Regions from separate parts of the Mus musculus genome. Here regions 1 and 3 are each linked to region 2. The links are chromatin loops, found by intact Hi-C in ENCODE. Cell type or tissue: heart. All regions are shown on one strand. Each heading gives the region's core, and the rest is flanking DNA. Links, peaks and the distances in the headings are about the cores only. Region 1 overlaps Scn8a (sodium channel, voltage-gated, type VIII, alpha). Region 2 holds the start of Slc4a8 (solute carrier family 4 (anion exchanger), member 8). Region 3 holds the start of Gm41401 (a long non-coding RNA gene).

Region 1 (9,834 bases), core at 881-8,880, 280 kb after region 2:
TGTGAGCCATCACGTGGTTGCTGGGAATTGAACCCAGGTTCTCTAGAAGAGCAGTGAGTGCTCTTAACCACTGAGCCACCTCTCCAGCCCCAATTTTTATTTTATTATTTTGTGTGCATGTATAGCTGTGTACCATGTGCATGCAATGCCCTGGAGGTCAGAAGTTGTTGGAGCCCCTGTAACTGAAGTTATGGGTAGGATGTGCACAACTATGTGGGTGCAGGGATTGGAACCTGGGTCTTCTGCATGAACAACAAGGGCTTTTAACCACTGTACCATCTCTCCAGCCCTTCTCTTCTGGCTTAAAACCATCAGGGCAGAGATTTTTGAGTTCTGAAGCTGAAGTCTCAATACACTTCCCTGGTTAAAAGCTTCGTGTGAGTGGGTGCTCATCTTGTCTCCTTGGCCCTTAAAAGGCAGAAAGTAGGGCTGATGTAGAGAGAACACCTCCCGCTGCTGGCCTTCCTTCCATGGCCTTCCTTGGACTCTCCCTGCCTCCACCACCCCCAGCTCCCGCCTCTGCCTCTACCCCCCAGTCACTCCCTAGTTTTAAGACAGGTTATCTGTGTAAACTGAGTCACAGGAATGGAAAGAGAAAGGGGAGCCAGATGTTCACTTCACCTCTACCTTTGCCTCCAACCCCAGCCTGCATGCTCCCTGCTTTGAAACCCTTCTGATGTACAGCTTTCAGTTCAAAAATCTTGGGGCACCAAGCAGTAGCCACCCTGGGCAGCCCACTTTAGTCTCCAAGGCAAGCTCTCTCATGGAGATGGGGGATGAGAAACAAAGACTAGGATGTTCTGAGAAGTCAGAGCATCCGCAGAGTAATTAGGACAGGAAGCCAAAGGGTAGCATGTCACAGGGGAGTGTCTCACTCCCTGCTCGTAGATTTAGAAATCTGGTGGAGAATATTTGAGAGCTGCATATGCACGTGCTGAAAAAGTGGATCCTTGAGCAGGAAAGGAAAGATCTGCTTTGTTTTAGCCATAGGAAGGGATAATGCAAAAGCCATTTTTATCTGAGGAACCAGTCTTGCAGACAAAACCGATTAACATCTTAAATATAGAGATACAGAAAGATAGCCCTGTGCCATTTCCTAAATGTAGAGGACACCTTGTTAATGAATTCACACGTAGTAAAACTAGAAAAATACTAAAACCGCTGAGGCCTGCGGAGGCCCCTCGGGTCCCGTGCTGGCCACGGATAAGCCTGCTCACTGAGCACACGGTCTCTGCTTTTCTGTGCTCTCTACGCTTCTATGTTTGGAACATGTCATTGTTTCATTACAAGGATTCTGTGCATTCTACACGGCCCATTGAGCGTCTGCACGGTAAGAGGAGGGAAGGGTTGTGCCCGACTCCAGTAATCACATCCTCTGTTCCTCTCTCAGGAATGTTCCTGGCTGATATCATTGAGAAGTACTTCGTCTCCCCGACCCTATTCCGCGTCATCCGATTGGCCCGCATCGGGCGCATCTTGCGTCTGATCAAGGGCGCCAAAGGGATCCGCACCCTGCTCTTTGCCTTAATGATGTCGCTGCCCGCCCTGTTCAACATCGGCCTCCTGCTCTTCCTGGTCATGTTCATCTTCTCCATCTTTGGGATGTCCAACTTCGCGTACGTGAAGCACGAGGCCGGCATTGATGACATGTTCAACTTCGAGACGTTTGGCAACAGCATGATCTGCCTGTTCCAGATCACGACCTCTGCTGGTTGGGATGGCTTACTGCTGCCAATCCTGAACCGCCCCCCTGACTGCAGCTTGGACAAGGAGCACCCAGGAAGTGGCTTCAAAGGGGACTGCGGGAACCCCTCCGTGGGCATCTTCTTCTTCGTCAGCTACATCATCATCTCCTTTCTGATCGTGGTAAACATGTACATTGCCATCATCTTGGAGAACTTCAGCGTAGCCACAGAGGAAAGCGCCGATCCTCTGAGCGAGGACGACTTCGAGACTTTCTATGAGATCTGGGAGAAGTTTGATCCTGATGCCACCCAGTTCATCGAGTACTGTAAGCTGGCCGACTTTGCCGACGCCCTGGAGCATCCGCTCCGAGTACCCAAGCCCAACACCATCGAGCTCATCGCCATGGACCTGCCCATGGTGAGCGGAGATCGAATCCACTGCTTGGACATCCTTTTCGCCTTCACCAAGCGAGTCCTGGGAGACAGTGGGGAGTTGGACATCCTGCGGCAGCAGATGGAGGAGCGGTTCGTGGCGTCCAATCCTTCCAAAGTGTCTTACGAGCCTATCACGACCACTCTGCGGCGCAAGCAGGAAGAGGTGTCTGCAGTGGTCTTGCAGCGTGCTTACAGGGGACACCTGGCTAGGCGGGGCTTCATCTGCAGAAAGATCACTTCCAACAAGCTGGAGAATGGAGGCACCCACCGAGAGAAGAAGGAGAGCACCCCGTCCACAGCCTCCCTCCCCTCTTACGACAGCGTGACAAAGCCCGACAAGGAGAAGCAGCAGCGGGCAGAGGAAGGCAGGAGGGAAAGAGCCAAGAGGCAAAAAGAAGTCAGGGAGTCCAAGTGCTAGAGGAGAGGGTAAGGGAAGCTTACGCTGGCTGAACACGGGCAAGTGAAAGCTTGTTTACAAACTTCCGAATCTCACGGACACAGAGCAGCTGCGGAGATGCTGTACTGGAAGACCTATACCAAACATAGTCTGCTTACACGTGACACGGTTGCATCCTGAGCGGTGACCTGCTGGGGACAAAGGACCCTGCTCCCTGGACTCACAGATTTTTTCTATCGCTTGGGCAGACGTTACTGCATGTTCCACACTCGGTCAATGCAACTTAGGAGTAAACTTAACAGGATACAAACAGAGGCGGCTGCCAGGACCAGCAGATCGCCGCTGCAGCCAAATGGATTCTATTTTTTTTTTCATTTTGTTGATTCTCAGAAGCAGAAAGCATCACTTTAAAAGTTTGTTTGTTCATGCAAACAATATTTGCATTCTTACATTAGTTAAGCTAAGCAGCAAAAAGAAACACACACACATACAGACACACAAAGACACACACAGACACATACACACACACACACACATTCAGCCTATGTCACTAATCGTCTGTTTCTTTAACATAACAGCATCTTCTCCACGTGGGTGGCACATGGTTTGGAGACGGTGGGGGAAACAATCAGGGTTTCAGGCTGAGGAGGACTTGCTCAGGCCAATTCCAAATATTGTGCTCGTTCAATGCGTAGAAATGACTTGCATGATGGCATGCTGTGTTCAGAAGTCATGCATGAGGTCCATACACCAACAGACACTAGCAATCCTGTCCCTCGCATTGGCTCAGCCTTCGGACAGGACCCAGCCCTGCACTGTTCACTGTATTTGGAGAAATGGTAAGAGTTCCATACCGGCTGCAATCCTCTCAGTGTACAAGTCTTTCATACACCTCTGGGTAGGGAGACATAATTAACCAATTGACCACTACCAACAAAAACAACCCAACCAAACAAGCAGATGGATCCGCTGCATATACATGTTTGACAGACATCTCTGACATACAGCCATTGTCGTACATTTTGCTGCTCTGTCCAATACATGGGGAGACTCTGGCCCCGAATGGCTTGTACTATTAATGTCACTGTAAAACCAAATCCTAGGGCTAAAAAAAAAAAAAAAAAGAAAAAAGAAAAAAAAAAGAAAAATACTAATAGAAAAAAGAGTTCATTTGTATCTTGCAATATCCTGTTGATTGTTTAGCCTTCATCCTGGAGAACTGACCCTGGGGTAGAGATAAAAGTGCTATGTATTGTAGCATGTTACCTCTAGGGGGCCTTTGGGGGGCTTACAGAAACCTTGTGGGGGGTTTGGGGTGCTTATTGCATTCAGTGTCATGTCTGTCTGCTTTTCTCCAGGCTCAGGTAGATACGGAAAGGGGTTCAGATATTCTGAACTGCCCTGTCCTGCAGAGGGGTTGTCACAAGCTCCTGGCTGCACGGTTCTTCCTGCTTCTGCCATATCCCTCCAGCCAGCAGGGCTCCCCTTCCCAGCCGCTCAGGGCTGGCAAGGACAGCAGTGTTGGCTGAGATAAGGCTGTAGGCTCTTCCATTTGTAGAATAACGCTCTCTAACAGGACCTGATGGAAAGATGGAGCTGCCTCTGGACAGAGCCCACTTGGTCTTGTTTCTACGACGGCTTTTGTGAGAAAGGGACTCAGTAGTCATTCTTTAGGGTGTCACAGCTTCCCCTGGCCTTTCCTTTCAGCTCACCTTGCTTTCTGCTTAGTGGCCTGCCCACTGTTGTTGGGGGATGGCTTCTAGAGGGGCGTCATATCTTCCATTCCATCCCCCACTTTATAGAAGACAGTTCTTAGTCCAGGGTGTCTCAGCTGACCACAAGGTCTCAAAGCCAAGATGCTGCACTCGAATGCCAGAAAGTCTCTCTGAACCAAATCAACACAAACTCTCCCTGAGCATAGTATGGAGGGAATCGAGTGGCCCATCAGTAGACACATCAGATGCACCAGTCCGCCTTGCAGTAGAAGCACTTTGGATGTAATCTCACAGTCCACCTGACTAGTTTTGCATAGAACAAACCACAGCCAGTCAGTGAGCAGAGCTTTCTATCTTCTTGGACCGGTAGACACTGTCCAACTCTCCCAGCTCAGAGAGTGTGTCCGTGTCACCACAGCTAGGACAATTCTAGAGCGCCACCTGCAGGCAACATCGCAAACAGCACAAAACAGGAGCTGACCTGTGGTTATTCTTTTTAAGAGAATTATAAATACTGTAATATATAATTTTATTTTATTGGCATGCCTTTTTGTAAATACAAATTACTAACTTATTAAATAGGAAATGGCTTCTGGCTTACGCCATTGTCATGGTTATTTTTATTTTTTATACTTTCCTTTCTTCTTAGAATTTAGAAGCTGTCAGCCAATGTATACCCCTAACCAGACAGACAGACAAAAAATTTTTTATTGCTAATGGTATTTTCCAAAACAACAAAATATATATATATTTTTGTTCCAATGTGCAATAAATTCTAACCACTTCTATGCAAGATTTGGCTAAACTCAATCATTGTTCTTAGATCTTGAGATGGGCAACAGCTATTTGATCCTGCTAGGAACACCAAGCGCCATGCTAGTAATGTTCAGCGATTAGATCTGACCCTCCTACCCCAGCTCCTGACCCAGCCCAGCAGGCTGTGCCTCAGTTTCTCACACCCTCCAACAGCCTCGCAGGGAAGAAGCCACCTCCGAGTCTGCTTGCTCTAACTTTCACTCTGATCAGACCTCTCCCAGCAATGCCCCTCACCTTCCATCTGTCCACCCAGCCACTCTCTGCCCGCCTCGCTCTCTCTGTCCCACTCCATGATCCTTTCTTGTGAACCACACCATCACCAGCAGTTCACACCCGCAGTTAACAGGCATCGAACCTTAAAGAATCAGCTACGGCAGGTTTTGGTTGGTTTGGTTTTGTTTTGCGTCCTCATTGCGTGAGCAAGTGGCAGGGCTTTGCCAAATATTCATGAAGCCTGTCAAAGAGCGGCAGCAGCCAGTACCACTGCACATATATATATAGATATATAAATATAATATAAATATTTATTTTTTGTAGCCGGGTCCTTGGTGCAGTATTTATATTCCACGATCCTCCTTTAAAAATAATAATAATAATAATAAAAAGGACAAAAAAGCAAAAAGTCATGTGATGCTGTTCATTTAAAACGCAGAGCCAAAGCCCCTGAGCAGTAGTCGCCATGACTACTGGTTGTGTGAAAACACTCCCTTCTTCCTTAACTTCCCTGTGGCTTAGGGTGAGAGGCTGGGAGTCACAGGGCAGAGGGTGGGAGCAGGAAAGCCGAGTCTGAGTGATCTGCTCTCACCATCTGGAAATGAGCCACTTGGGCATCTGAAGCTGCGCACAGAGAGACAAGCTCCCCCTCAGGGCCCCTGAAGCGACATAGAGTGCCCAAAGGGCTTCTCTCATCACCACAACCCACGTAAACTGTAAGAGACCCATAGTGTGCTAGTGAGTGCATGGAGCCTGATGCTGCCCTAAACGATACCTGATCTTTAGAAAAGTAAATCACTATTAGCCAAAAGGAAACAAAATTTACAAAACAAACAAACAAACAAAAAATACGGCCCTTTTTAACCACACAAGGGAAGCCCGTCTTGCTGTGTGTCTGTTTGACTTTCCAGTTATTGAGGTCTGGGAACTGGGACCCTGGAGCTTTGGGGAAGGAGAAAGGAAAACAGAGCCCCCCCCCCCCAATTCTAAGTAGGTACTGCAGAGAAAAGCCAGGTCCTGACCCCCCAGGTCCCTGCTTACTGATTGCATGTGGCATTACCCCTTAGACTGGACCCCCCTCCCTCACCGTTTCCACCCAGCAGAGCCCCCCAGAGATGACTTCAACCAACCTAGCTGGTCTGGCCTTACTTCTGCCTTGTTCATGGTTATGATTTAAGAAAGAAAGAAAAAAAAAAAACCTCTCCTGACCCCCCACCTCCCAAGGCTAGCGCAAGCACGCTGCCCGGCAGCTTCCAGTCCACCAGCTCGTGCTGGCCCTGCCTTCCATCCACTCCCATTATCAGACCGGCAGACTGGGGCTGTCCCCTTCACATTTGTGCAGGGGAGGGGGCATCCCTTGGGGACATCCCTCTCCAGGCCATGTCTCCTGGTCTAGGAACACTCAGGAGGATCTTGAAGTGCCCACTCTAGTCCACTCTAGTAGCTGAACTAGAGAGAGTCGGCTGGTAGGTCAGTCCCTGTCCTTGTCCCTCAGCTCCAGCCTCCAGGCCTTCTGTGGAGGTGAAATTGCCATGGGTCCGGACATGGTGACCTGAACCCTGGGCATCTTCTGGAACGATGCCTCTTTCTTTTCTCAGATGTTGCCCAAAGTTTTGCAAAAAGCTTCCTTCATTTTCAGGTACTCCCCCGCCCCCTAAAGAATTAGCTGCCGTCAGTCAGCCAGGGGGGTCAGGAGAAGAGGAAGTCTGGGTTCAGAGGACAAGACTTGCACCCCGGCCTGTGCTTCTTGCCTCTTCTCAAGACTGCCAAGATTTCCTCCATTAAAACACTCCTGAGGCACCCCTGCCCCTGACCCCACTGCTGTTTGCTGTACATAGAGGCTAAGTGGGGTGAAGTGGGCAGGTGTGCACATGTATGTGTGTGTGTGTGTGAAGAATGTACATAGGTAAAGGGGAGCGTGGTCCAGTGGTTCCAGAAGAGGGACAGAACTGTGTTCCATCCCTAGCTTGACCACTGGCTCGCTGTGTGGCCTTGGGCAAGTCACTTAACCTCTCTGTGCCTCAGTTTCCCCATCTGTAAAATGGGGGTAATAATACTGACCTACCTCACAGGGGTGTTGTGAGGCTTTAACTAGATGTTTTGTAAAGCGTTCTGAGATACAGAGACAAAGGCGCCAGGGAAGGGCAAAGTATTCTTTGGACTTGAGGAAGAGGAACTAGTACCATAAACGCTGCTATTCTGAGAGCCATTTTAAACTGCACTGCTCCACCACCCCCCGCTTCTCATCACCAGGACAGCAGGTCGAGAAATGTCTTTCCTTGCACTTGCTTCTGGGGTTTGTGATTCTTCTGATTTTTCCCTTTGCTGTATCTCCTTCCTTACCCCTCCACTCGTTCCCTGTTCTGTTAATGCGGAAATGGCAGAAATGCTTGAGAAATGAGAATGTATAAGTGGATTGGAAGTTTATAGTCTGGATTTTCAATTTTACTTTGTACTGTACATCTTTTTACTTTAGAATTTGCAATAAAGGGTTACGTCAATCTTGTTTTCAACTCTCCTCTTGGAATGGCCTGTCATTCTGTCATGGCTCTCTCGCTCCAGGCCCCTAACTCTAGGATTCCCTGGCAACAGACACTCCGGGGTTTGGTTTCCAGGTAGGGCTGACTCGTCCCTCAGAGGTGGGTGGGAAAGTGGCCCGAATGACTGAGTGGTGCTATGCGCGGGCACGCGGCCTTGCAAGTCACACAACTCCAGTTCAAGAGGCCAACTGTGACTCTAAGGAGTAGGGAGCAGTTTCCTGGTACACAGCAGACAGACGAGAGAGTATCCAAAAGCAGGGGCACGCGGGCGCTGGGAAACGCTGGGGACCCCGGGCCAGCTCCCTTGTCCCCACTTCCATCCAAGCAGCCACAGACTGCTCCCTCCTCCGCTTTAGGAAACTTTATAGCGGTGCGCCGCCGTCAAGCGGTTCACAGAGACGGGCAGAGGGGCAAGGGTGGCTGCGGCGCCCAGGACCGAGGCAGGAGCGGCTCCGTTTCCCAGCTGCAGGGCGTCCGAGCCGGCCTGGGCCGGGAGGCGGCGGCCTGGCCGCGGGCACGAGGCCACGCCGGGTCGTCGTCGCGGTTGTCGCCGGTGATCCACAGCGTGAGCACGGTGATCAGCGCCCCGGTGCACAGCGCTCCCAGGAAGCCGGCAAAAAGGCCGAGCGCCAGCGGCCCCACCCAGGCTGAGAGGCTGCGCGTGTACGGGGGCTGCGGCAGGCGCTCCATGATCAGATCCAGCTTGTCCCAGTCAGGCGCGGGGGCGGCGGCGCGGCGAGCACGCGGAGCCGGGACAGGGACCCTGGCGGGACCGGGGGCGGGACCCGGGACGGGGGCGGGGACCGGGACCGGGACCGGGGCCGGGGCTGGGGCCAGGAGTTGCTGCAGGTAATTTGCGCCGGTCCTCCGCAGCTGCAACGTCGCCTGCTGGTGGAGGTTCTTGGCCAGCTCCCGTGCCACATCCGGGCGGCCACTGCGCCGTAGGGCTCGGGCCACGCGGTCCCACGACAGGGACGGAGCCTGAGCGGCCAACCAGGTTGCCAGCGCCTCGCGGCAGCGGTCAGAAACCTCACTGGACTCGGATGTGCCCTCCCTCCCCTCCGAAGCCTGCGCGGTTGTGGCCCGCAGCGGCTCTCCCACCGAGTCCTGCGCCCTAAGCGAGGGTGTGGGTGGCTCGGGCGTTGCCCGCCGGTCCGCAGATAGCCGGACCAGCTCCGCTGCCGCCCGCCGCTGTTGTCCCACCGAGTCCTGCGCCCCACGCCGGGATGCGGGTGGCTCGGGCGTCGCCAGCAAGTCCTCAGATAACCGGGCCAACTCCTTGTCCAGGTCGGGCTCGGGTACCTCGAGGAGTGAACGAAAGTGGTTGCACTCCTCGGGGGTCAGCAGTTCCGCCAGGCGGACTGCTGTGTGGGGGCCCATGGCGTCCAGCGCGCTCGTGAGGGGCAGCAACCGGTTACAGAGGGCCAGGATCAGCGCCCACACCATGACTCGGCCTGAGGGAGGGGCTTCGAATGCCGAGGCTCTGTTGCAAGACTGGAGATTGTGGCGTAGAGGCGAGGAACTTTTGTGGAAAGCTGAACGCTCTAGGCAGAGACAACTCAGCTAGGGGGGGGGGCGCAGATCTGACTGCTCAGGGTCCAGAGGAACGAGGTTCCCAGCAGCTCTCCTTCCCCCACCCCTGCAGCTCCCCATTCCCACCCCCTCCACCTTATGGAGGGCAGGAACTGGTGACCCAACCCACAGCAATGGCTGTGGAACTGGGTAGGAATCTGGACCTTATATTGAAGTGCCTACTCTAACCCCACTGATACCCCAACCTCTTCTAATTCATTTACCACCCTTTGCCCTCTAACAGAAGCCCTGGACCCTCTGCTCACTATCAGCGTCCATATTCAGTCAAGGTCTCCCATGCCTGGTTGTTAGCCTGCTAGCACGTATGACTGCTAGTCTAAACCCTCATTTTAAATCTGAGCAAATTCCCAGTTCCCCCATCCACACACTGGGCCCACACTTATCTCACATCATTTCCCAAGGTGGCTTGACTGTGGGCCCTACTGTCTCATCCCTTCTGG
Region 2 (9,727 bases), core at 1,728-9,727:
TCAGTTGGTAGAGTGTTCCCCTAGCATGTACCGTGTACCTGAGTTCATTCCTCACTACTGGACAAAAAGGAAACAAACAAACAAACAAACAAACAACTCAGACATAAAGTCCAATATAGGGTCAGCTGGAGAGCCCAATGCGAGTGAGGAAGGAACCCCTGGCTGGGTGCCAAGGATGGGGACAGACGAAAACTGATGGACAAAATAAGAAGCTTTTGATGAAAAAAAAATTGATTGCAATTACAGAACATTTTCTCAGATGTTTTGTTTCTTGCATTTTGTCATTTTTTTCTCACATTCACACTCACACACTCACACATTCACACTCACACATGCACACACATTCACACTCACATGCATGCACACACATGCACTCATTCACTCACACACACTCACATATACTCCCTCCCACACAATGCACATACATTCACACACACATGCACACACACTCACACTCACACACATGTACAGACATACACACTCACACATCCACATTCACACACATGCACACACATGCACACATTCACATATACTCCCTCTCACACAGTGCACATACATACACATGCACACACTTTCATACTCACACTTTACACACATGCACACACATTCACACTCATACACTTTACACACATGCACACACATTCACACACATTCACACTCACATATTCACATTCATACTTTCACACACACATGCACATACATGCACACATTCACTCACACACATTTATACAAATACACTCCCTCTCACACACACATGCACACATTCACAACCACACACTTTACAGACATGCACACACTATAACACTCATACACTTTACACACATGCACAATCCACACACACACATTCACAGACACATATTCACACTCACATTCACACTCACACACATGCACACACACATTCACTCACATTTACACAAATACACTCCCTCTCACACACACATGCACACACATTCCCACACATAAAGACTTTGGTTGAGGGTGAAACATGAACAACTGTCATACTTTAGGATTCGAACATTGAGTGACTAGGTGGCCATCTTAATTTGTGTGAAGTGTACTTTACAGTGTTTACACACCGATGGCCTAGCCTTCTAGAGTCTCTTCAGAGCCACTCTGTCCCTGGCCATGTCTGTTTACACTATGCAAATTCCTGGGCTTTGTATATTTACCTGGAAAGAGACTTAAGAGATTTGTTGTGTATCCAGGAGTTTAGACCTGCTTCCTCCTCCCGGACTGTAAGACTCACCAACACTAAAGAGCTGAGAGGAACAGAGGCGAGCTCGGGAAGACCAATGAGGCGGGGCCTTAAAAGCCAGGGAAGCTCCCAGGCATCCCGAGGGAAGGATGGACGCCCACGCGTGGCCTCCGGGGTCAGATACGGCTGACCTCAGCCCAAGCGTCTCTGTCTCTGTGCACTTGCTGTTTTGGGTGGGTGACCTGGGTCAACTGACACCGCTAAGTTTAAGCTTCTCATCTGTGAAATGGGATCAGAGTCTATCTCAGTCTGCCTCACAGAGTTGTGGCTTGGATCAGGTGAAGTTGTCCCGGTGGTTCTGTGTGTGTCTGTATGGCTTGGAAAGGGAAGACCAAATGAGCCCTGGGAGAGGAGCCTGCAGTGTCAGACTCTGCTCCTGGCATACTTTTGTAATTCACATAACTGGCCTGAAGATGGCGCACTTGACCCTCAAGGGCCACAGGTCCTGCCTCTTTGCAGCTAAAGGGAAACCAGATCTAGGGAGGACTCCTGGAAATCCTTGCCCTACCCTGCCCTCTCCTTCCGTGGGTGGCTGAGATCTGTCTTGTGGGGACAGTTAGGTATTTGGGCACATCCTCCCTTTGGCCACCACCTTTAGCCATCTTTAATGAACACTCTGCTTTGGGTTTGTGCTGTAATCCATCCCACCTTCTGGTAGCTGCACGTTGCCCAGGAACTCCTGAGCCAGACAGGCTCTCTTTGACACGCTGGACTCTTGGGCTGTCCTTGGCTCCACAGAGCGCCCTCTCTGGTGTAACCGTGTTCGTTCTGTCACAGCCTTCACAGTAGCTGCCATAGCTTACAGTGGTCTCTTCTACTTGATTCCTGTCTCCTCACTAAGTTCCGAGTTCCGGGGGGTTGGGGGGTGGGGAAGCTTTTCTCATTGCTGTTTGTCCAGCACCCAAGACACAGGATACAGAGCTCTCAGTAAAGCCATTTTAATTAACAAATAATGATTGAATCCCTGCTTAGTGACTGCCTGACCTAGACGTTGCTTGGTTTCTCCGTGACTCAATTTTCTCATTAGTGAGACCGAGAAATAACAGAGATGCTATGACTACTTCGATAAATGGCACATTTATTTCACTAGGCCCTGGTGCCTGGAGGGATGGCTCCCTAAAACCTTTAATGGCATGATATATATATATATTTGTGTGTGTGTGTGTGTGTATTTTTTGGTTTTTTTTGAGACAGGTTTCTCTGTGTAGCCCTGGCTGTCCCAGAACTCACTCTGTAGACCAGGCTGGCCTCGAACTCAGAAATCTGCCTCCCTCTGCCTTCCAAGTGCTGGGATTAAAGGCGTGTGCCACCACCCCCCGGCTAATATTATTATCATTATTATTATTATTATCATTATTATACAAGGAAAGTAAAGTTTGAATCTATTATCCAGCTGTTGTGGTTTGTATATGCTCAGCCCAGGGAGTGGCACTATTAGGTGTGGTCCTGTTGGAGTAGGTGTGTCACTGTGCGAGTAGACTTTAAGGCTAGCTGCCTGGAAGCCAGTATTCTGCTAGCAGCCTTTAGATGAAGATGTAGGCCTGCCTGGATGCTGTCATGTTCCTGCCTTGATGATAATGGACTGAACCACGGAACCTGTAAGCCAGCCCCAATTAAACGTTGTCCTTATAAGAGTTGCCTTGGGCGTGATGTGGTGGCGCACGCCTATAATCCCAGCACTTGGGAGGCAGAGACAGGCAGGTTTCTGAGTTTGAGGCCAGCCTGGTCTACAGAGTGAGTTCCAGGAGCCAGGGCTACACAGAGAAACCCTGCCTCCAAAAACAAAAAAACAAACAAAAAGAGACAGAGTTTAGAGCTTACAGGGTTCTCCCTATATTGACAGATTGATCTCAAAGCCTCCAGCATCCTGTCCAGCTTCCCAAGTGTGCCTCCTGCTCCCCTTCAGCATCAAGTCTGTACTGAGTACCTGGCTGACCTAGAGTTGTGCCCTTCACTAGGACTGGTTGGGATGACTGTCACCGAGTTGCTTCCCCACCCCACCCCACTGTTTTTTTTCCTTTAGATTTATTTTTTGTATATGAGAACAGAGTCACTGTCTTCAGACACACCAGAAGAGGGCATCAGATCCCATTACAGATGGCTGTGAGCCACCATGTGGCTGCTGGGAATTGAACTCTGGACCTCTGGAAGAGGAGTCAGTGCTCTTAACCGCCGAGCCATCTCTCCAGCCTTACCAGAACATCTTCTAATTATAACATTTCTTTCTACTGCTCTTTTCACTACTGTTTTCCGTGTTGGACCGACTGTGGCTACTCTGCATGTTACCACTCTCAAATCTTGGCCCCAGACTGGAGATGTTTGCTCTCTTCACCCTGGCAGGTGTGTGCGCACACGCACAAGCCGTGCTGTGCACATGGAGGTCTGAGGTCAGCTTGCAAGAGTGGGTTTCTTTTTACATCGTGTAGGTCCTGGGGGATCAGATTCGGATAATGAAGCTTGGTGATGAGTGGTGTCACCTGCTGAGCCATTTCGCTGAACCTCAATACATGTATAAATAGATTGAAATAAACATACATATATTTGCAATCTTCTAGATGCCTAGCAACCTCTGAAGCTATGTGGAGTACAAAGGCATAGAAAGAAAAAACGTTGTGAGATGATAACCAGGCAAGGTTCCTTTTATAGATGATCAAAAATAATGATGTGAGTGATGGCTGGAGAGATGGCTCTGGGGTTATGAGCACTGACTGCTCTTCCAGAGGTCCTGAGTTCAAATCCAAGCAACCACACGGTGGCTCACAACCACCTGTAATGGGATCTGATGCCCTCTTCTGGTGTGTGTCTGAAGACAGCGACAGTGTAATCACATACTTAAATCTTATTTAAAAAATGATGTGCATGCATGCACATGCGTGTGTGAGTGTGTACATGTGCACATTTATGTGTGTACTCATGTATAAGTATGCATGTGGAGGCCAGAGTTTGATGGCAGACACCTTCCTCAATAGCTCTCCACTATTGTTGTTGTTGTTGTTGTTGTTGTTGTTGTTGTTGTGTTGTTTCAAGACAGGGTTTCTCTGTGTAGCCCTGGCTGTCCTGGAACTCACTTTGTAGACCAGGCTGCCTCAAACTCAGAAACCCGCCTGTCTCTGCCTCCCAAGTGCTGGGATTAAAGGTGTGTGCCACCACTGCGAGGCTATTTTTTTTTTTTTCTAATGTGCATTGGTGTTCTGCCTGCATCTATGTCTGTGTGCTACATTTATTTCTTGCACCTGAGGAGCTCAGAAGAGATGAAAAAATTCCCTGGGACTGGCATTCTGGATGGTTATGAGCCTCCATGGAGGACCCGGAACCCAACCCAGGTCCTCTAGAACAGCAACAAGTTCCCTTAGCTGCTGAGCTGTCTCTCCAGCACTCTCTGACAGAATCTCCCACCAAGTCTGCAGCTCATCATGGATTGGTTGAGACTGAGGCTGGCTGGCAAGCTCCGGGGACTCTGCCGTCTCTACCTTCCCCAGCACTGAGATCACAAGCTTTTGCCTCCAGACCCAGTTTTCCTAGGTGCTGCGGATTGAACTCTGCTCCTCACACTTATATGGTAAGAACTTTTTAGACCGAGCCATTTCCCCAGCTCCAGAGACATTAAGGCCCAATCTTGTTTCTTATTTTGATTACAGTGTGTACTGATGATATGTGGAGATTGAAAAAAAATATTTTTGTGTGAGATAAGGTCTAACCAGGAAGTCTAGGCAGGCTTGAACTTGCTGCTATCCTGCCTCAGCCTCCTGAGGGCTAGATGAGCCTGCACCACCATAAGGGTTGAACTTTGACATGTACTGGGTCATGCTCCTTTCTGCAGTTTTGGCAGAGGCTGAGATTGATTGCCACGATCCCTTTCCCCTCAATGGCTTGGACTCACCTCCACTCTCAGGAGACAGAAGACAAAGGCCCCTTTCTTTCTCTCAAGCTACGGATGGTTAACCTACTCTGTTTCCTTTTAAACTCAGATCAAGTCGAATGCCTTACTCCTCACTTTCCAACCTCGCCTCAGATCGGTTAGTTCCGCTGCTGAACAATAATTCGTCTTACAGTATGTCTTTTGGACACGTTGAAATCACCCTCAGCTCAACCCCCACTGTCTGCTGTCAGTCTTAGACTGGGGAGACCCGAGTCTCAGCCTCTTTGACTGCTTCCTGTCTGCTGCTCTCTAACGCTCTTCAATCTGGCCACTAACTCAAGGGTTAAAAGTAATTTTAGAAGGCTCTCTCTTCTCATTACTTCCTCCTGCCATCTTGGTTTCGGAGGGAAATTTTCTATTAATTTAAAACCCATCTTCCGAGGAATAAAATCAGAACAGGTAAACCTGACACTTTCCCAAGAGTCAGGTGCAGCTGCAAACAGAGGCAGGGATTTTCAGTTCCTAGCAAGCAGTAGGAAGGACCTCGGAGCCCGGAGGCCCCCTAAGGGGGGAGGCGGTTTCTAAGGCAACCGGCGCGGGGAGGGGGTTGGCTCTCTGGCGCCCTCCTCCCTTCTTCCTGGTAGCCCAGGGTACCGCCGGACAGCGTCCTCCCGTGCTCCGCGCGCTGATTGGCTGCTCGGGGCGCCCTCTGATTGGCTGCTGCGGGCGCCTCGCGGGCTGATGGCTATGAAGGTGGCGCCGGTTGATGGTTGACCGATCCTTGGATCCAGGGTAGGGGTCGCTGCGCGTGCGATCGTCTCACACTGGACTACAGGGCGCGGACTGCTGCAGCTCAACCTGGAACCTACCGGCGAGACCAGGCTCCGCCCGGCCATGCCCGCCGGGAGCAACGAGCCGGACGGCGTCCTCAGCTATCAGGTGGGCCCCGCCTCCCGCTCCTCCCCGGCTCAGCCTCGGTGTTCTGCCCACCGCCCCGCTCCTGCCCCAGCCGGGGTTCCAGGCGTGTCCCCGAGGGCAGGGGGGAGGCCCGCACGGGACGCCAGGGGGCGCTCCGGGTGGCCGGGGAGGGTGACCTTGGGCCGAGCCCGGAGCCGCCGGCACTGCAGCATCCCCTGCGTCGCCGGCTGCCCGGTGTCCCGGAGCAGTGACCTCTGTCCGCGGGTCCCGGTTGGCGGCCCACACCGGCTTCTGGCCTTGCCTAGTTATGCTGTAGGTGGACGAGAGGGAATCCAGGGACCTTGCGCGGGTCTTTGTGTTTTGACTCTGTTTCCTCAGTGACTCAGAGGAAACCTTGCAAAGACCGGGAGGCTGGGAACAGCCCTGAGAATGTAGCCGGCTTTGTGGATCCCTCCGTGCTGCCCAGACAGCTGACAAGTTCTGGGTATGGATGCACATGAACCAGGGGAGCCGTGAGGTGTCAACAGCGCCGACACCACCAGCCTTACCTAGAACAACAGGGGCGGCTAATGTTAGGAAGCATTGGACTAGGTGTGAAGGGTCAGTGGGTACAGGTTCCAACCTGCTTCTCATAGGCTTCGCGATCTGAGTAAGCTACCTGTCTCTTGGAACCTCGGTTTCCCCATCTATTAAAATGGAAATATGTGTACGGTTTACTTCACAAGGCTGTTTTAAGGACTCCGTGAAACACAGTTTATTGTGTGATATCCAGTGAGTAGTAGCTTTTTGAATTCTCACACCGGCTTTCTTGTGAAACCCGATCAGGTGTGGTTACTGCTGTGCCAAGAGGGTTTGAAGGAGGGAAGGGAGCTGAGCCGGAGACTAGTACCGAAGCAGGAAGGGTGGCGGGTCTTGGAAGCAAATGCCATGTTGACATCAGGAGTGGGTTCTGGGAGGAGGCATGGAGAACTTCCTGCATGTGGTGAATGAAGTGGGCATGACACACCCTGCCCCTCTTCCCGGCAAGTAGCCTTTGCTTGCCAGTCACAAAAATAGATCTAAGATCTTGGAAAACCTTTCCCCATCTGATCTTATGACATGCTATGTTATAGTCAACCTTTGTTTGGGAGACAGTGAGCAAAAATAGGCCATGCTCTTGCCTCTTCCAGCTGGTAGAAAAGGAGAATTAGCGTTTTTGTTTGTTTGGTTGGTTGGTTTTTTTGCCTTTGGCGGTTCTGGGGATGGACTGCCTTCTACTTGCTATGCAAAGGCTCTACCACTGAGCCATACCCTGGCTAGAAGTAAGAATTGTGTGTGGATGCCTGTGTGTGTGTGTGTGTGTGTGCCCGAGCACTCATGTGGTGGCTGGCCAGAGTTTGATATCTGGTATTCACCTTATTTATTCATACATGTTCTTACACTGAACATCAGCTGGCCATGAGCCCTTGGGATCAGCCTATGGTGAGGTCCTCTCACCCGCCCCGAATGCTGGTATGCTTTAACACGGGTCCTGGGAGTCTGGATTCAGGTCTTCATGCCAGAACAAACACTCTACCTTCCCTGCTTCCCAAAGTCAACCAAACAAAACACTGTAGTCCTAGTCCTCCTGAGGCAGGAGGATTGTGTGTTTGAGGTCAGCATAGACTACATCATGAGACCCTGTTTCAAAAAAAAAAAAAAAAAAAAACAACCCAAAACCAAACAACAACAAAAACTACATAAAGGAAATGTGTCATCATAAACTCAGGTGCTTCGGCAGTGTCCCAGACAGCCCTGTGAGAGGGTACGTGACTCAGACCATGGGAGAGGTTTCTAATGAAGAAAATTTGGGCAAAGGTCTGAAGAGTGAACATCAGCTGAAGGAAAGGGGAGGTCGAAGAACTTGGAAACAGAACAGGAATTTCAGACGTCCTGTGGCAGATGTGGAGCAGGTTCTGGAAGGACAGTGTGGTGCAGCCACAGGAGCCACGGGGGAATGAATGTAAGGTGTGTTCTGGGTTAGTAACATAGGGAGACACCGTGGCCCCTGCTGAAGAAGCTGGTGTTTACCCGAGGACCAAGAGTTGTCACTGGTGAGGGGGCTTGAGACAGAAGATGGGGTCCCGATCAGGCTAGGGTGTGTGTGAGGAGATCTGTCTATAACCTGCAGAATGTGTGCTGGCTGTATCAAGTAACACTTGGGTTCTGTTAGTGGCCTGTAGAATTGATTCCTTTGTGTCTGCACACATTGTAAGTGTGTTCTTTACAGTGGGTGATGGAGTGGGCTGGAAAAGGGCTGTGAGGTCAGGTAAGGGAACTTGAGATTTAGGGAGGGAGGAGAATAAGGGCTGAGAAAGGAATGGCAAGGGTTTGAAGGGATAGTTAGCCAATGGGCGGTCACCGTAGTGACCACGCCCTCTGTGACCACGCCTCCTGAGCCCGCCCGAGGGAGGGACTGGACCTTGCAGAGCAGGTGAGCTGTTTGAGTTGTTGAGAGCAGAGGTTCAAGACACCACAGTTGCACATCCTGACTCCATCCCGGACCTTCTGACGTAACTGTCCACAGCTGCCCTCCATCCGGCATCCAGAGGGGGCTTAGAAACACAATACAACACATCGTGTCTTATCTCAAAACCTGCCAATGGCCTCTTGAGCAATTTAGAATAAAATCCAAACTCGGCCATACTTACCAAGGTTTGACATGGCCAAGGCTTCGGCCAGTCTCCCTGGAGTCCTCCACTCTGACCATGGCCTCCAGCTCTGACTTCCTTTGCCTTTCTTTGGTATGACGTGTTCCTTCACAGCTCGGGATCCGTCCTCTTTCTAGGACACTCTTCTGCCTCATGACTCACTTGTGTCTCCTGACCTCCACCCCTGAGTCAGAGATATCCATAGGATTCTCCTTGTGTTCCTTCCCAGCAAAGAGTGAGTGTGAGTGTACTTGTCTTCATATCCTGTTGTCTCCTTAGCTGGAAGTTCCAAGGGGCCCCGGAAGAGATGGTCCTTTCTAACTCTGCCTGGTGTCCGGTCAGTGCTTGGCTGCTGGAAATGAAGGGCTCGTGGGCCAGAGACAGAAGTGCCTCTCCTCATGGTCTACTGAGCAGGATGTTCACGAGAGAATTTGCAGGTGGTCGCTGACCCACACGTCCTGTACCTTGGCTCAGGTTAGCCATGGGATCTTTCCTCTCCTCTCCACTGAGGAAATTCCTTTTTGACCTTCTAGGCTGGCTTCCTGTAGCTTCACCAGAATTGAACATTCAGGCTCCCTGTAGGCACCACCTGCCACGGGTCCTTAGGCCTTCACCCCTTATGGACCACTCAGGCTCCTGTCTGCATTTACCCCACACTCCCCTTTATTTGCTGGCACTGCCTGCTTTCTGAGCTCCAGGCACCACTAGGTTCACCTTTCCGTTCATCTCATGGTCACCTTTTCTTCTTCAGTTACAATGTTGAGGGTTGAACCCGGCCTCACTCTGTGACTGAACTACTCCTAGCCTCATATCAGCTCACTTTTTCTGTAGCTCCGAGAATTATACACCATTACAATTCCTACCTCTCAGATGAAGAAACTGAAATGTGGTGAGCTGAAGTGTAAACTTCTAGAAGGGCCGAGCCATCTCTCTCTGAAGGCTGCGCCCTCAGAAGCCATGCAGAGCATCCATCCCATGGCTGTAACCTCGTGTTAGAGCACCTGGCCCTGAGTAAGCCCTGGAGGT
Region 3 (9,510 bases), core at 1-8,000, 51 kb after region 2:
CAAACGGAAATGTCACTCTAGGGTCAGGGCAGCAAAGTCCAGTGTGGCCTTTCAAACTCTGAGAGGAAGTGTGCTGTCCTTAGCCACGGATGGAAGCAGACTGAGGGGCTAGGCGCTTGGGACGCGGTGGGGCAGCACCAGGCTCTGGGTTGGGCCCTCAGAATTGTAGCAGCCTGGCAGTTGGCGCATGTGGATGGAGGTAGGGAGATGAGAAGTTTAAGGACATCGCTGGACCTTGTGTACACGACGAGTTCGAGGACAGCCTGGAGAACAACAGAAACTGAGCTCAGCCTTGAGCTGTGACTCTCGCCCCCCACCCCCACCCCCCTGCTGTGGAGGCCTGTTTCTCCAGCTCACACTTGCATGACGATTTCTCTAAGTTGAACAGATGTGACAGAAAAGCCCTGTTCACATGCCGTGTGGACGCTTTAAAAAGCGCAGTGAACAACATGTTCTCAACCCGTTTCCTCTCCTCTGCCCTCAAGTCTTAGGTCAGAAGGCATGAATTTATTTTTAGTCTGTGTCAAAATACACAAAGTTCCTGGGGATGTGATGGCTATAGAAAGATTTAAATTACATCCGTGATGTCTGTGTGCGTGTGTGTGTGTGCACGTGACCATGAGCATGTGCACATGACTAGGAATGTGACCACAAGTACATGCATGTGTATGCGTGTGCGTGTCCCCGATGTCTACTCATAACCTAGGGAGGAGACATGAGGCCTATGACTTACCGTATAGGTAATAACTTCATTTCAGAACAAAATGGTTTTAATGTTACCAGCGCATGCTTTCTTTCCACACCAGCTGAAAGAGAGGCAGCAGAAACAAAGACAATGTTTATGAGACTCTCCGTGGCTTTGTTTCATTTTTGGAATCTAACATTTATATAGATGGGACATGGTGGTGTTCACCTTTGTCCCAGCACTTGGGTGGCAGAGACGGACAGGTGTCCGTGAGTTCGAGACAAGCCTGGTCTATATCGAGTTCTAAGCAAGACCCCGAGTCGTTATTGCTGCCCTTCAGTGCTGCCGGGATGCCACAGCTCTTGCCTTGTGCCTTTCTCCGCAGTTTATCCCGATGCCAGTGCTCTACGGAGTTTTCCTCTACATGGGAGTCTCTTCGCTACAAGGAATCCAGGTATCGTGTGGCTCAGCGGCAGCCATGTCTCTTACTCTTGTGTTCACTTGTCCTGACCAGAGAGGCACAGTGCCCCAAGGGAGGCCTAGCCAGTTCCTGAGAAATTAGTTCCCCTTCTTGCCTTTTGGCCAAGGAATGTCTTCAGATATGAGGTGCAAAATATGGTCATGTTGAAACAGGAGTATTGGCTCCCAGAATGGCTTGGCTTGATGTCATAGCGCAATCACTTTTAATCAGTGGTTTTTTCGGTATTAAACTAGGGATGCTTTGCCAGATTCCTGTAGACCTGAACCTGAAACATTAGTCAGTAACCAAAGCAGTAAACTGGGGCATCGAGATGCCTCTGCGGGAAAGGAGCTTACTCCCAAGCCGGACGACCTGAGTTCCATCCTTGGGGACCTGTGGTGGAAGAGAACCAGCTGGAACAAGTAGTCCTCCGACCTCCACATGCATGCCATGGCGTGGTGGTGCTGGGGTGTGCGCGCGCGAGTGTGTGAGATGGGTGTGGAAGGCACGTACGCTTCAGCGTGCATGTTGTGGTCAAAGGACAACTTTGTGGAGTTGTTTTTCTCCTTCCACCTTTATGTGGACCCCAGGATTTGAACTCGGATCATCAGGTTTGTGCCTCAGCAAGCTTCTATTCCTGAGCCATATTGCTGGCTCCAGCCTGTCATAAGTCCTCTATCTAGAATTTTAAGAGGTCTCATTTGATCCTGTCGACATACTTATCCATCACATACTTCAGAGAACAAGCAAGAGAGTTGGGGTTTCAGGACTTGGGGGTTTGGGGGGAAGGGATTTGTTGAAACAGTGTCTTCTTCTGTAGCTTAGTTTGGGTTGGAAGTCACTGTGTAGCCCAGGCTGTCCTTGCCTTAGCCTATCTGTAACTACTGTATGTGTGACCACTGCTGGATGGAAGCGGTTTTGATAGTAAGCACAAAGATGCAGTTGGCTTGGGGTCACTTCCCTGGGAGCTTGCTCTCTGAAGCTGCAGTGCAGGAGAGGAGAAAGCAGCCTGTGCGTGGAGTTATCAAAGGTGGTTTCACCAAGTCATGTGACTTCCACTAACTGCCATGACCAGACTGCCTGTTGTTTCGCAACTCTGTTCCCATTTCTCTCCAGTAGAACAGTATTGGCTGCTGTTGAGCAGTCGGTAAACTGCTATGTCTGGGCTTAAGGAGGCTTCCGGCCTGAGACCACCCAGACACCAATGCTAGTCCTTCCTTCCAGTTCTTCGACCGTCTGAAGCTTTTCGGGATGCCTGCAAAACACCAGCCAGACTTCATCTACCTGCGGCACGTGCCGCTGCGCAAGGTGCACCTGTTCACGCTAGTGCAGCTCACCTGCCTCGTCCTGCTCTGGGTCATCAAGGCATCGCCGGCCGCCATTGTTTTCCCAATGATGGTAAGGTCAGGCTCCTGGTCCCCGACCACGCCTCTGCCTCTCGAGTGCTGAGATTAAAGGTGTGCAGCCAGGCTGCTAAGTGTGGCTCTTATTATTAAAGATTATTAATGCAGTTCTTGAGGATGTGGTAACTGTAACAGCACAGGTTTTCCTGTGTCCACCATTTTTAAGGGTGGGTCACTGGGATCAGCACACGGCTGTGGGATCCCCAGCAGCATCCATTTCTAGACCTTTATCCTGCAGAACAAACTCCAGACCCTGTGAACTGCCCCTTCTCCTTCTCCCTCCCTGCAAGCACGTAGGCAACCACAGTCCGGCGTTGTCTCTGTGGCTCCCGTTATCCTGGGTGCATCACACGGCACCGGGTTATTCCCGTTGCCCACGTTGTCTCATGTGTCAGAATTTCCTTAAGTTTGAAAAATGGATATTCTGCTCATTTATGTTATTGATTAAATGTCAGTTCCTGGGGACCTGACCCCATCTCTGACCTCCATAGGCCCCAGGCATACACATAGTACATACACAGACATACATATGAAATAAAACATATTTTTAAAAGTATATGGAAACAGAAAAATGAATAAAATAATGTAATGCATGAATAACGTAAAAAGCCTCAGTGCTGGGTGCCGAGTGCTAATGACGTGCAGTAAGCGGCTACCGTTGTGATCCTCACGAGCCCGGTGTTGCTTGGATGTCCCAGGCTGCTCAGAGAATCATTTTGCTTTCGTTCTGTGGGGGAGGCTCACTCTCCAGCCTGCTTCCTTCTCCTCAGGTGCTGGCCTTGGTCTTCGTCAGGAAAGTCATGGATCTCTGCTTCTCCAAGCGTGAGCTAAGCTGGCTGGACGACCTCATGCCTGAGAGCAAAAAGAAGAAGCTGGACGATGCGAAGAAGAAGGAGGAGGAGGTAGAGTCTGGTCTGGCTCCCGCCTTGTAGTTCAGGGTCTCTTTAGAGGGAGGGCAGGCTGGGTGGGAAGGGGGCAGGCGTGTCTGGGATCCCGAGGGTCGCACTGAGGGCTTCTTTCCTTCGGGAGGCTCCGACTTGTTGAGAGTATAAAATCCATCATTTCTGAGAGGGTTGGTTGTGCACCTGTTGCGGATGGTGCTGTGGCTGGCTTCATGCAAACACAGCTTGCACAGGACTTTCTGTCCTTCACCGCCCTCAGCAGTTGGCCTGGAGCCTATGGCCTGAGTGTGCACAGAAAGGCCATGCAGCAAGATGAAAACCCCAGGCCAAGAAGAAAGGGCTGGGAGTGTCCCGAGGCAGCTGCTGCCTGAAGAGCGGCCTTCCAGCTCTCTCAGTACTGGCAGGGTTTATGTCAGCTCGATAAAATCTAGAGTCATCAGAGAGAAATAAGCCTCAGTTGAGGAAATGCCTCTAAGAGATCTAGCTATAGGGCAGTTTCTCAATTGTGGAAGAGGGCCCAGCCCATTGTGGGCGGTGCCTTCCCTGGGCTGCTGGTACTGGGTTCTATGAGCAAGCCATGGGGAGCAAGGCAGTAAGCAGCATCCATCCCTCCATGGCCTCTGCATCAGCCGCTGCCTCCAGGTTCCTGCCCAGTTTAAGCTCCTTCCTTGACTTCCTTCAGTGATGAACAGCAGTGTGGAAGTGTAAGCCAAATAAACCCTTTCCTCCCCAACTTGCTTTTTGTTCATGGTGTTTTATCGCCATGATAGTCTCTCTCTCTCTCTCTCTCTCTCTCTCTCTCTCTCTCTCTCTCTCTTTCTCATACACACACACACACACACACACACACACGGCCTCCTTGTCGTCAGGTAGTCCTAACATTCTTTTTTGGCAACACTGGCATGTTCTTGTGCCCCGTGTTCCTGTACCTGGTCGTTGGCTCTAAGGATGCCCTCACATTTGGGTTCTTACCGTTTCTCAGTGCTGTTCCATTCTGTTATTTGAGGCCTTGAGCCCATGGAAGGGACCTAATTATATGAGTGGGAATGAAAACTGCCTGACACCTTGGTGGTAAAAACTAGGCGGGAAGACTCTTGGTTTACTTGGTAGAAGATATAGTTGTAAGCCAGGGTGCAGTAAAGAAACCACCAAAATGGTCACTCTGAAGAGGCCAGAGCCGAGAGAAAAGGGAAACCTTGCTGTAACTCAGAGCAGGTGCCTGTGGGGAGGGAAGCCTGGGCGCTAGCATCCACAGGTGTACCCACTGGAAACGGCCTCCTCAGGGCTGAGGTGTTCTGGAAACGCTGTCTGTGGGCTTTTAGCAATCCTTGTATAGTCCAGCTTGAGCTTGTTTCTAGACACATGCTCTCTCCTTTGGAATTTGGGGATAGGAGTTTCCTTTGGACCTGATGATGCCCCCCCCTTCTTCCAGGAGGCCGAGAAGATGTTGGACATTGGGGGTGACAAGTTTCCCCTGGAAAGCAGGAAGCTGCTAAGTAGTCCTGGCAAGAGCAGCAGCTTCAGGTAAAGCGCCATGTACCAGCCAGCTTGCGCCAGGGTTCCTGCGAGAAACTGCCCTGCGGAGCAGTGCAGCCGGCCCCACCTCCATCCATCCATTCCACTGTGTAGGAACAAACGCCTGTGGCGTGCCCTGCTCTGAGAGCCTGGTCCCATGTCAGGGTGTACTGGAGGGGATGCCTTTGTCCCCGTCCACTTCCTCCTGTTGCAGTTAGCTGATACACCAGGGTCACAGCACTGCTAACACACGGCCAGGCTCCAGGTGGGATCTCTCCACTTCTCCACCCCAAGTTGTTGTTTTCCACTTTACTGAGTCCAAGAGTGTGAGAAGTGCATTTCCAGTAGTTTTCAGCTGGTGGGTTTGAGATGCCTGGACCCAGGCCTGCCTCTGGGAACAGGCAGGAGGTCTCTCCCGTGTGGGTTACAGCATTTTAATTCAGGGAGCCAAGGAGAGGCTGACCTCGAAGCCCAGGCAGTCCTCGTTCTTTACCAAGGCTGTTGCTCACCACAAAGCACAGGGTCTGAGAGCCCTGTATGTGGTTCAGCCCTGACCTCGATGTCTGCTGGGAGGCTGCACACCCAGGCTGAAGAAGCCCAGAGGTGAGGAGAGCTAAAGAGTGGAGCCTAGCGGGTCACAGGGAGTTAGCTGATGAGTTATGAGACTCAATGTAGTTTATACCATGGATAAATCAGGCAATCTTTTCTGTGGTCTCTGAGGAGGTGTCCGTGGGCTGTGAGGAACCTTTGAAGTCTCTGGCAGTGAAGCAGGATCGGCTCCTTTTCCTGTGGGTGCAGGAGTCTCTCTGCATTTCAGGAGACCGTTTTCTGGGACCAAGGATCCTGGTTGGAGTCCCGACACTGCCACTGTTTGAGTCTTGATGGGCACTCAGCCCTGAAGACTTCGGGCTTAGCACCTTCAAAATGAGGATTATGAGCGATCTCTTTTGCTATGAGTGCTAAGCTAATAGACCATGAAATTCTTTTGTAAACTATAAATGGGAGAGATTCAGTTATGTAAACGTGGATGTAAAAGAGCGCCCTCCACATAGCAGCACTGGTGCCAGCATCCCTGGGAAGCTCGCCATGACCTGGGGCATCGGCCAGCCTACAGCCTTAGCGCTGCTCAAAGGCTGCCTTGCCTCTTCAGAGCTGGACCCCTCCATCCTCTGGCCTCTCTCCCTTCTGGTGGGGTGGTGTCAGGGCTGTGCCTGCCCTCCCTTCTGTGTTTGAAGTTCACTGCCTGAGCTTTGATTTCAGATGTGACCCTTCTGAGATTAATATATCAGATGAAATGCCTAAAACCACGGTCTGGAAGGCTCTCAGCATAAATTCCGGAAATACAAAAGAAAAAAGGTAAGGAGAGCTCTTGTTTGTCTTTCATTTTCTTCTGTTTTTTGGAAATTGGCGATACTGTTGAAGGTAAAATGTATGTTGCTTGTAGAACTGAATTTGTCTAGTAAGTAACAGAACTGTTGCTAACCTTACAGTAAGGCAAATAAAAATAAAAAGTTTCCAGATATTTGGAGACAGGCTGTTCTGAGCCGTCCCTCACTCCGGTCCCAAGGGCAGGCTGTAATTATTTTGGGATATGAATTTGCTTTACCGTTTGACTCCTTTAATCCACTGGGAGGATCTTTCTCAATTCAGAATTTTTGTCTCTTGTTACTGCAACAACAAAAACTGGAAAGCTGCTAAAAACCTGGATCAATACTGTTAACACTAATAAACAATATGATAGTATTGGCCCAGACTTTAACCTACTTAGCTTAGATTCTGAAAAGAGAGTTTTGTTAAACATGACAGTTTTCTTATTCTGCAAAGAAATTTCTCTGTATAATAACAGCATAGATCAGTTATAATCAGATTATTAAAGAAAATTGGAGGTGGCTTTGCCTACATTAAAGGAATGCAGTGCATAAGTTACTGATTTTGGCCCAAACACTACTTACATTTAAATCATCAGAGAAATGAAGGCAAAACTCCAATGTCTTGATACTGATAACAGTTTTTGTTAAAAAACAAGCAAGTCAGGAACCAGGAAAGCTGGCCCGCCCTGCTTTTATCTCCGCACATAACCGGGCAGGCTGCTGCTCCTGGTGTTCAGCTCAGCTGCAGGATGGGGGTACTATCAAGGTTGTTCCAGGAGCAGAGAGCTCCTCGGAGTCGTGCCCACCAGCACATGGTGTGGCAGCTTCTTCACTGAATGGGTTAAAATAGATCTGAGCTGAACATGAGTGAACACAGAATCTTGCTTCCCTCAGAGGAAAATCCAGGCAGCTGTGGGGATGTATAACACATGTGGTTATTTTTAGTTGAGAATTAGTCTACTTGTAAATGAACTTAAAATACAGCCAGATCCAAGTAGCATCTTCGGAGTGCTGAGAGAAAGAGCGCGCACTTTGTCTCACTGTGACGTTGTTTCTCAGCCCCTTCAACTGAGAGTCTCTGCTGAGTGGAAGATTTGGACCATGAGGTGCCTCGGAGAAGTTCTGGGTTTTAACAAAATGGCGAGTCTCTCCGGGAAGAAGCCGAGCTGAGTCTGGCCCCGTTCTTGGTCATCTCAAAGCCATGCCACATGGAAGCATTCAGTCACTCCCGGTGTGCGTTTGGAGGACATCCAGCTACCCACATACCAGCAGCCAGGCGCCAGTCGGGTCATGGTGGGGCCGCCTCCCGCTGCCTCCTTTCCTCTTCCTTCTCTCTCTTCAGAGCTGCCATCATTAAAGAGCCAGCTTCCATTTTCAGACATTTTCTCTGATACTCTGCTGGCCTGGTAAGCCACACGAGTCCATTCTGTCACAGAGGATTCCCTCTTCCGAACGATAGCCTGGGGTAGTGGCAGAGGCAGGACAAGGGCAGGCTCTCCAGCAGCCTGTGCCTTGGTTTCCTTTCTGCCTGGGAAGGGGATGTTGGACAGGCAGACACAGTAGCAGGTCTGCTGCCTGAGCTCCACCATCCAGGCATCAACAGCAACCACCACAGTGAGCTGCCTCTGGCCTGGGGTCATCTGCATCACCTCCAGAAGCAGTGGGCATAACGTTGTGAGTCCTTGGAAGATGCGGGGACAGCATGAGAGCAGGAGTTTAGCTGATGTCAGGAAAGGCCTAGGGGAAGCCAGCAGCGCTCGGAGTGTGAGCATCTTTCCCTGGAACGAGAGAAAGAGGAGCCTAACTTGCTATGGAAGCACTTAGGTTTCCAGGCCTGGAGATCTGTTCCAGGTCTGTTTTTTTAAGTCTAGGAAAGTCTTGCTGACAGCTGTTTGTAGGAAGGAAGGTGGATCGGGGCTGCTGCGGCTGCTCTGTGTGAACTGTTTGACTTGATGCTGCTACCTCTCGTGGTGACATTGTTATAACACCCTGGAGAGACCCGAGTGCTCATGGATGTCCCTTAGCTGCCTTAGTCGGGAGAACCATCATCATCCACTCGGTGGACCCAAACCGCCATCAGCCATGTGACTTCCTAATCATGGGTTTCTTTTGGTTGACAAGTTCTGGCTCAGGTGTAAAAGCCACACGAAGAAATGAGCTGTAAGCGGTGGCATCACTTTGGATACTTAGTTTAAAAGTATATGTGTGATTTTCTATGTTCCAAAACTATCATGAGTTTTTTGGCCCGAGCAAGTGTAGACCTCCCCTTCCTTTGTGCCCAGACTGTGACTAGTGAGCTGGGACAGTCTCTGTCCAGAGACCACACACACACAGTGAGCTCTCTTCCTCTCCTGGCTGAAGAGGCTCTACATCATTCGATCACAGTTTGCTCCCCCTCAGACTCGCTGAAACATCTAGTCCTTCTCTGAAGGTCTTAGGTGTCGGGGGCCACCCCGTGTTGCCCGTTCCTCCCTACCTGTCAGGACCACTGCCATATTGATGCAAGATATTTGACAATTGATACAGGACAGACACGAGCCACACAGAGCCGGTGTCTTCTGTAGAATAGTGGTGGGCACTGCTGTTCAGGGCCTGTGGGATGAACGTGACCCTGCTTCCGATCCCAGAATGGCCTCTGGAATGTGGGTTTGTCTGGTCTTTACTCATGGGAGATGTGCGTTCCATCTGAGCAGCCACCCTGGCTTGCTCTCAGGTAGCACATACTGCAACAGGTGGGTTTCCTAGAAATCAGTGGACATTCAAGTCTCTGTTAGCCAAACAGCCCAAGCATGTCACTTGAGGACAGATTTAATAAGCATAGCCTTGCCCACCTTGGATTAGGAGCCGGCCTGTCAGTGGGAAAGGTTTTTGATGCCTTCCTGGCCCTCCTCACACTTCTGGAACTCGAGTCTTTTCTCACTGCTTGCATTCTCTGGGAACACCCCTCTCTTCCCGGACTGGTTTCTCCTCTGTTTTTCCTGCCACCTTCTGTGTAGGGAAACTGATGACTGCTTCACCCTGCCCTGGCCTCAGTGCACTTGAGAGACATAATGGTGAGGACCCTGACGTATGAGGGAGCCAGTGACTTGTCACTGAAACTTACTCTTCCCACACGATGACGCTTGTGCAGCCTCCTGTGAGCTATGCCCTGGGCTGGAGGGTGGAGGCTGCTCTC

The links. Hi-C counts contacts between places; a loop is a spot of excess contacts. Peaks named below come from ENCODE experiments on the same cell type or tissue, not always from the same donor. Only the 100,000 strongest peaks of a DNase experiment are listed, where the experiment ranks them.
Region 1: it touches region 2 in a loop (3-fold over the local background); 15 of 42 quality-filtered maps call a loop at or near these places.
Region 3: a loop joins it to region 2, with 2.3 times the contacts of the local background. A loop is called at or near these places in 5 of 42 quality-filtered maps.

Annotation. Positions count from the first base shown.
Region 1 is chr15:101,038,151-101,047,984 of GRCm38, forward strand. It overlaps Scn8a (sodium channel, voltage-gated, type VIII, alpha), which reads left to right. Exons shown (of 26, transcript NM_011323.3): 26 at 1,391-7,788. The coding sequence ends at 2,538. Among named protein-coding and RNA genes, the nearest start is that of Fignl2, 11 kb to the right of the region's middle. In heart, for the core only: CTCF peaks have their summits at 1,718 (motif pointing left), 4,679 (motif pointing left) and 8,680; DNase peaks (open chromatin) are centred at 4,641, 6,571 and 8,631; H3K4me3 peaks cover 2,046 bases; H3K27ac peaks cover 985 bases; H3K27me3 peaks cover 7,387 bases.
Region 2 is chr15:100,755,922-100,765,648 of GRCm38, forward strand. Slc4a8 (solute carrier family 4 (anion exchanger), member 8) reads left to right here and starts at 5,826. Exons shown (of 25, transcript NM_021530.2): 1 at 5,826-6,053. The coding sequence starts at 6,009. It overlaps Gm52175 (a long non-coding RNA gene), which reads right to left. Exons shown (of 3, transcript XR_003951485.1): 1 at 8,702-9,727; 2 at 8,473-8,605; 3 at 6,768-7,005. In heart, for the core only: CTCF peaks have their summits at 5,735 and 6,167 (motif pointing right); a DNase peak (open chromatin) is centred at 5,810; H3K4me3 peaks cover 1,453 bases; H3K27ac peaks cover 1,142 bases; H3K27me3 peaks cover 4,123 bases.
Region 3 is chr15:100,808,225-100,817,734 of GRCm38, forward strand. Slc4a8 (solute carrier family 4 (anion exchanger), member 8) reads left to right here. Exons shown (of 25, transcript NM_021530.2): 20 at 1,071-1,139; 21 at 2,370-2,543; 22 at 3,319-3,450; 23 at 4,883-4,974; 24 at 6,226-6,321; 25 at 7,395-9,510. The coding sequence ends at 7,407. It overlaps Gm41401 (a long non-coding RNA gene), which reads right to left and starts at 7,408. Exons shown (of 3, transcript XR_875664.3): 1 at 6,918-7,408; 2 at 734-806; 3 at 1-263. In heart, for the core only: no CTCF peak of the experiment used is centred there; a DNase peak (open chromatin) is centred at 207; H3K27me3 peaks cover 2,876 bases.